Regions from separate parts of the Homo sapiens genome. Here region 1 is linked to region 2. A link is a contact called in ENCODE Hi-C or POLR2A ChIA-PET data. All regions are on one chromosome and are shown on one strand. Each heading gives the region's core, a stretch centred on a gene start or an enhancer-like site at or near the end of the contact. The rest is flanking DNA. Distances are from core to core; before and after follow the strand shown.

Region 1 (2,956 bases), core at 325-2,824, 99 kb after region 2:
CCCAGGAACCTCTAGATTTGGCACCTGCAGGGAGGGCTCCTTTATGAGCTGTTTCTGTGATGTTTCAACTTGTACCAAAATGGAAAGCATAAATGCGGCATCAGGCGTGATGTCAGTGCTGAGTGATCTGAAACACTGAATGCCTGCTCTCCCTGGTAGGGCTGGGGCTCTCCACAGGAAGAAGGCTGAGTGACGTCTGCAACCTTCCTTTTCCTTGCTGCTGGGGGGGTGAGAGGAGGCGAGTGGGAAGAGAACATGTGACTTCGGGGGGCTCTCAGAGCTTCCTGACAGCCATGGAGGTGACCGTGAGGTAGACTCCACCCTGTGAGCATCCTTTGGGGCCAGATATGGCAAGCAAGGCTGAGTCCCACCCTTGAGGGCTGAGACACTCTGTGCAGCCAGTGTTCCTGCAGGGAAGATGTAGAAGCTCTTCCCAGAACTGCCCTCCTTGCTCCAGAGCCCAGTGGAGGAATTACCAGGGAGTGACCATTGCAGACAGATCACAGCTGCTCATTCAACTTAGAGTTCATACAGCCTCCAGCTTGGGCCCCAAGCCTCTGGATCCTTGGCCAGTGCCACCTTAGCTGCCCTTCTGCACACTGAATAGTTTGAGTAAGGAAGCAGCTAAAAAAGACTCTTCTCAGGGAGAAAGTCCTCTCAGAGCTACAGAGCCCACAGGGTCCTATGTTTCCAAGTCCCTAGCAGACAGGTGGCAGTGGCTCCCTGCAAAGCCTGTAGGAAGGCTTCCTGCAGCTTCTGCTTCCCCCACCTCTTAAACCACCTCTTGACCTTGTACTGCACTGAGCCTTCCCATCCTTACTGCCACTTAGGCCCCCACTGGGTCGGGGTGCACGGGCTTCCATGGAGGTCCCTACCAGTCCTTGGAGATGGCAAGATGGGCTTCCTTGCTAGCAAGAAGAGTCAGCTCATTCAAAGCTAATGTCTGACAGAGCTGTCCACCTTAGGGTAGCCCCAGGAAGGCTCCTGAGACACGAGGCTCGTGGCTGGTAGCCTGCACATCTCCTGCCCATGTGCCAGATCAGGATCTTGGAGGTATTAGACAGCAGAACCCTAGCTGAGGCTTCTTGTCACACTGGTAAAAGGATAGTCCCTCTGATTCTGATGGAGAGCCAGCTTGGAGAGGGCCTAGGAGCCACAGGGAGCCTTCTGGGTTCAACCTCTTGATGAGGAGGCATCACTGTGTGCAGCTAAGGAAGGCTCTAACTGTACTGGCACTCAGGCCAGTGGAGTCTGCCACAGAACTATTCATGTATACCCAGGCTGGGTGGGCGGGTGGGTTGGGGTGCACAGCCATCATCTCTCTCCCTACCCCGTGGACAGCCTCCATCCCCCTGAGTGTGGGGATAGGGGCCTTGCAGTATGGAGGAAGAGACTGAGGTTGGGCTCCTCCCAGGAAACTGCTGGGGATCTGTCGGGGAGGCAGAGAGGGGGATGTATTGCTGGCCTCAGAGAGCTCCCTCAGCCAGTGTCCTCCTTAGGAGGCCTTGCATGCTGGGCCTGAGCCTGGGAGGGGCTGTGGGGAGGGTGCGGTCAAGGTTCCTTACCGTCTGGAAGAGGCTGGATAGAAATAGCTGCACCCATCTGGGCGATGAGTCACTGAGGGGCGTTTCAGCCTTTTCTTGGAGAAGTTCTATTTTAGGTGAGATGCCTGTGCCACAGCCTGGATGACAGGGGCTGGGGAAAGGAAAGTTCTGGCGGTGAGTGCAGGCGGTTTGGCACGTGCCTTTGTTCAGCCTGATTCAGAACCCCAGGGACAGTCACCCCAAAGTTGCAGGATAAGAAGCCTTACCTCCTAAATTCCCTTTCCCAGGAAGAAGTCTCACCTCAGGGCATGCTGCAGTGCCCAGGTGAATGAGAGAGATGGGACGTTGGGTGTGGGCTGGGCACCCACGGGAAGAACTGAATTTGTGGCTGCCACCCTGGGCCAGAGGCTGAGCTTCCCCTCTGAGGAGTAATCCCCTTCCAGGGTCCCTCTCTGGATGAGTAGAAATGGCCTGCTCTGGGGAACTCTCACTTTGATGGGAATAAGCCCCTCCCTCCCAAGAATGACCTTTCTAAAGAGGTCTTTAGACTGGGTTCAGGGACTGAAATTGTTTTCTCTCTGGCTTTCTCTACCCAAACATAGACAAAGCTGCCTTGCTTCTTTCTTTCTTTTTCTTTTTTTTTTTTTTTTTGAGACAGAGTCTCGCTCTGTTGCCCAGGCTGGAGTGCAGTGGCATGATCTCGGCTCACTACAACCTCTGCCTCCCAGGTTCAAGCGATTCTCCTGTCTCAGCCTCCCAAGTAGCTGGGACTACAGGCATGTGCCACCACACCCGGCTAATTTTTTCTATTTTTAGTAGAGACGGGGTTTCACCATGTTAGCCAGGATGGTCTCGATCTCCTGACCTCATGATCCGCCCGCCTCTGCCTCTCAAAGTGCTGGGATTACAGGCGTGAGCCACGGTGCACGGCCTGCCTTGCTTCTTAAAAAGCATTTGGGTGGGTTAATTGTTCCCAGCTAGTGGGATGGCTTCTCACCTCACTGCCTCGGCATCACTGTTCTTAGAGTTTCTAGAACTGGGATTGGCCTTTGGGGGGCTCTGCCAGGGTTTGCAGTGCTGACTTCTAGAGCCTGACTTGGCCTTTGGAAGAGGCAGGACTACAGAAGGCACCAGGCTCCAGGCTGTCCAGGCTGTGGTTTAGGAGCTACGCAGAGCTGTCAGGGCTGATCTTGCCAGCAGCAACACTTCCTAGCCAGGGAACCATTGAGAACACATTGCTAAAACATCTCAGATCTTGGTTTTCTCTCCTGTGAGGACAAAATGAGAGAATGCCTGTGAACATGCCCTATGTGGTGCTTGGCACAAGGGGGTGCTTGCCAAAGTGCAGTGTTCTCCCTCTTCTTGGCTGCTGCCCTTGGGTTGCTGGGATAAGGCACCTGAGCCCAGGTCCC
Region 2 (3,202 bases), core at 667-3,166:
CTGAGCTCAGGCAGTCCACCCACCTCAGCCTCCCAAAGTCCTAGGATTATAGGCATGAGCCACTGCACTCGGCCTATTTCTTTTTTTCTTTTTTTCTTTTTTTTTTGAAAGTCTTGCTCTATGGCCCAGGCTAGAGTGCAGTGTTGTGATTTTGGCTCACTGCAACCTCTGCCTCCGGGGTTAAGGCGATTCTCATGTCTCAGCCTCCCAAGTAGCTAGGACTACAGGCACGTGCTACCACACCCAGCTAATTTTTGTATTTTTTTTAGTAGAGATGGGGTTTCGCCATCTTGGCTAGGCTGGTTTCGAACTCCTGACCTCAAGTAAGTGATCCTCCCGCCTTGGCCTCCCAAAGCGCTGGGATTTCCTTTTTTTTTTTTTTTTTGAGACGGAGTCTCGCTCTGTCACCCAGGCTGGAGTGCAGTGGTGCCATCTTGGCTCACTGCAACCTCCGCCTCCCAGGTTCAAGCGATTCACCTGCCTCAGCCTCCCAAGTAGCTGGGACTACAGGTGTGTGCCACCACGCCTGGCTCATTTTTTGTATTATTATTATTATTATTATTATTATTATTATTTTGAGATGGAGTCTTGCTCTGTCACCCAGACTGGTGCAGTGGCCCAATCTCAGCTCACTGCAAGCTCCACCTCCTGGGTTCATGCCATTCTCCTGTCTCAGCCTCCCGAGTAGCTGGGACTACAGGTGCCCGCCACCACGCCCGGCTAATTTTTTTGTATTTTTAGTAGAGACGGGGTTTCACCGTTTTAGCCAGGATGGTCTCGATCTCCTGACCTTGTGATCCGCCTGCCTTGGCCTCCCAAAGTGCTGGGATTACAGGCGTGAGCCACCGCGCCTGGCCTGGGATTTCAATATCTTAAAAATCCAAATCCATTGGTGACTCTTTCCCTGTTTTGCTCACCTTCCTCACAACTACCTTGAGGCAAAGTCACTGAGGCCCAGAGAGGGCAAGGGAGTTATTGGTCTGGGTCTTGTGGCTAGTGTGAGGCGTGTTCAGTTCTAAATATGACCCAAACACTTTAGGTTTTATTATTATTATTATTATTATTATTATTATTATTATTATTATTACTACTACTACTATTATTATTTTGAGACAGCGTCTTGCTCTGTCGGCCAGGCTGGAGTGCAGTGGCACCATCTCGGCTCACTGCAACCTCCACTTCCCGGATTCAAGCGATCCTCCTGCCTCAACCTCTGGAGTAGCTGGGATTACAGGCATCCGCCACCACGGCCGGCTAATTTTTGTATTTTTAGTAGAGACAAGGTTTCACCATGTTGGCCAGGCTGGTGTTGAACTCCTGACCTCAGGTGATCCACTCACCTCGGCCTCCCAAAGTGCTGGGATTACAGGCGTGAGCTACCGTGCCCGGCCAGGTTTAATTCTGATGATGAAATTCTGTTCCTGTTGTAGAGCAGCAAAGAATTATTTGAAGCACCTATGGAGAAATGCTGGGTACCATTTCCCTGTGGGGACCCTAGAAGATCTAGAGGAGGTTCGGCAAGAGGTTCAAAGTGGGGGCTCCCATCAGCTGGAGTTCGGGTGCTCCTGCAGGAGGGGCCCTCCTAAGGACAGCCTAGGGCATGGGCAGCATGAAGACCGGGTTGCTGGGGCCCTGGTTAGCCCCACTACCCCCAGTTTTGGTGGCGATTATCCTAGAGTCTCAGTTCGGGTCAGACGAATTGTTCTGTCCATGTCCCTGTGAAGGCTCCGTGTGGCGAGACGCAGGGCCTTGGGCAGGTTCGGGCTGGGGATAGGGAGAGCTCCCAACCTTGGTAGTGGCTCCAGATGCCCCCCAGGTGAGCCCAGCAGAGTGGACTGCCAGGAGCAGCTCTGGGCCGAAGAGGGAGACAGTGTCCGCGGCCTCCCAGGAGGTGGCGCCAGAGGATTAAGTCGCCAGCGGTGGGCGGGGCTGAAGAGTCGGGCTGTGGGCGGGGCTAATAACGCCGCCAGCTCCCGGAAAGCGCTAGCCTCCGGAGGCCGGCCGTGGGTCGAGCTGAGGCCGCTCGGGAGCGGACGAAAATCTCCGGCAGCGCGGGGCCGAGCGGGGCTGTGGGCAGGGCTAAGGCCGTGGGGCCGGCGGGCGGGCGGGGCGAAGCCCGCGAGTAGCCCAACCGCGGGGAGCCAGTCCGAGCGCGGCCGCTAGCTGGTGGTGTAACTAGACTTGTCTTCTCTCCACCACTGCCGCACAGTCCCTGAGGGCATCGGGGCGAGTGTAGCTGCAACTGGGGAGCCTGTGATTCGCCAGTGCCCTTCTCCCTAGGCAAGGGAAGCGAGCAGGCAATAAGAGGGGCGAGTCTGGGGCCCAGGCTTCCGCTACCGAGACCCCAGTCAGCAAACCTTTAATTCAGAGGTGGGGAACCAATAAGGAGCCCTCCTGTGCGTACTCCCTCGCCTTAGCGTTTGCCTGCCTCCAGGCCCCGTGCCCCGCGGAGCCAGCGCGGGACCTGCACACGGTATAGATAGAGCTCAGCGCTTGCAGGGCCTCTCTGTCTCTCCTTCCTCCAGCCAGAGAGCTCCTGAGGGCACCGCCTAAAGGGGGTAGCCTGATAGGGTACTGTGAGATCTGGGAGGGTACTGGATGGAGATGAGGTGCCTCCACTTGTGTGATTGGGTCCCCCTGCTTGGCACTAGAAGCAGACGTGGGATGAGGCTGCTGGCGACTTACTCTTTCCCTGAGTGGGGGTACCCTGAAACCCCAGGAAACACCTTTCCCAAAGCAGTCTTCACAGCTCTAGGCATGCATTGGAACAGCAGGGACATCCAGTTGGGAGCTGGCCAGGGCCAGGGCTGAGGGTGCTGTTGTCTTCTGTCCGCATGGTGTCGCATCCTTAGGCTATAGAGGGCAAAACCAAGTTTGGAGCCTGCCAAAATGGTCCAGAGCTCACGCCAGACCAGCTCCCTTTCTAGGGAATTGGAGCCAGTAGTCTAGGATCACTTCCCACTTCCGTTGCAAAAGGTCTTGAGAGAGGCCGGGCCTAGCGGCTCACGCCTGTAATCCCAGCACTTTGGGAGGCCAAGGCGGGTGGATCACCTGAGGTTAGGAGTTCAAGACCAGCCTGGCCAACATGGTGAAACCCCGTCTCTACTAAAAATGCAAAAACTAGCCAGGTGTGGTGGTGCACACCTGTAGTCCCAGCTACTCGAGAGGCTGGGGCAGAAGAACCGCTTGAACCCGGGAGGTG

Evidence for each region. Hi-C counts contacts between places; a loop is a spot of excess contacts on that map. ChIA-PET counts read pairs that join two places held with the same protein, here RNA polymerase II (POLR2A). Pooled maps may share reads with other maps.
Region 1: a map of GM11168 shows a loop between it and region 2 (2.2-fold over the local background). The contact joins two enhancer-like sites. A Hi-C loop is called at or near these places in 1 of 168 maps with a recorded cell type or tissue (GM11168) and 3 of 50 pooled maps. POLR2A ChIA-PET finds 5 or more read pairs at or near these places in 5 of 52 experiments (BJ, MCF 10A, SK-N-SH and 2 more).

What each region holds. Positions count from the first base shown.
Region 1 is chr3:49,637,022-49,639,977 of GRCh38, forward strand. The region is part of intron 2 of BSN (bassoon presynaptic cytomatrix protein); the gene reads left to right. Among named protein-coding and RNA genes, the nearest start is that of APEH, 36 kb to the right of the region's middle. RefSeq lists enhancers at 1,169-1,670, 1,671-2,170. Within about 2 kb of position 1,575, at least 3 of the 41 ENCODE cell types and tissues checked have a DNase peak (open chromatin) inside an H3K27ac peak, as active enhancers do.
Region 2 is chr3:49,537,940-49,541,141 of GRCh38, forward strand. No RefSeq gene overlaps it. Among named protein-coding and RNA genes, the nearest start is that of BSN-DT, 15 kb to the right of the region's middle. RefSeq lists a silencer at 2,024-2,253. Within about 2 kb of position 1,917, at least 24 of the 41 ENCODE cell types and tissues checked have a DNase peak (open chromatin) inside an H3K27ac peak, as active enhancers do.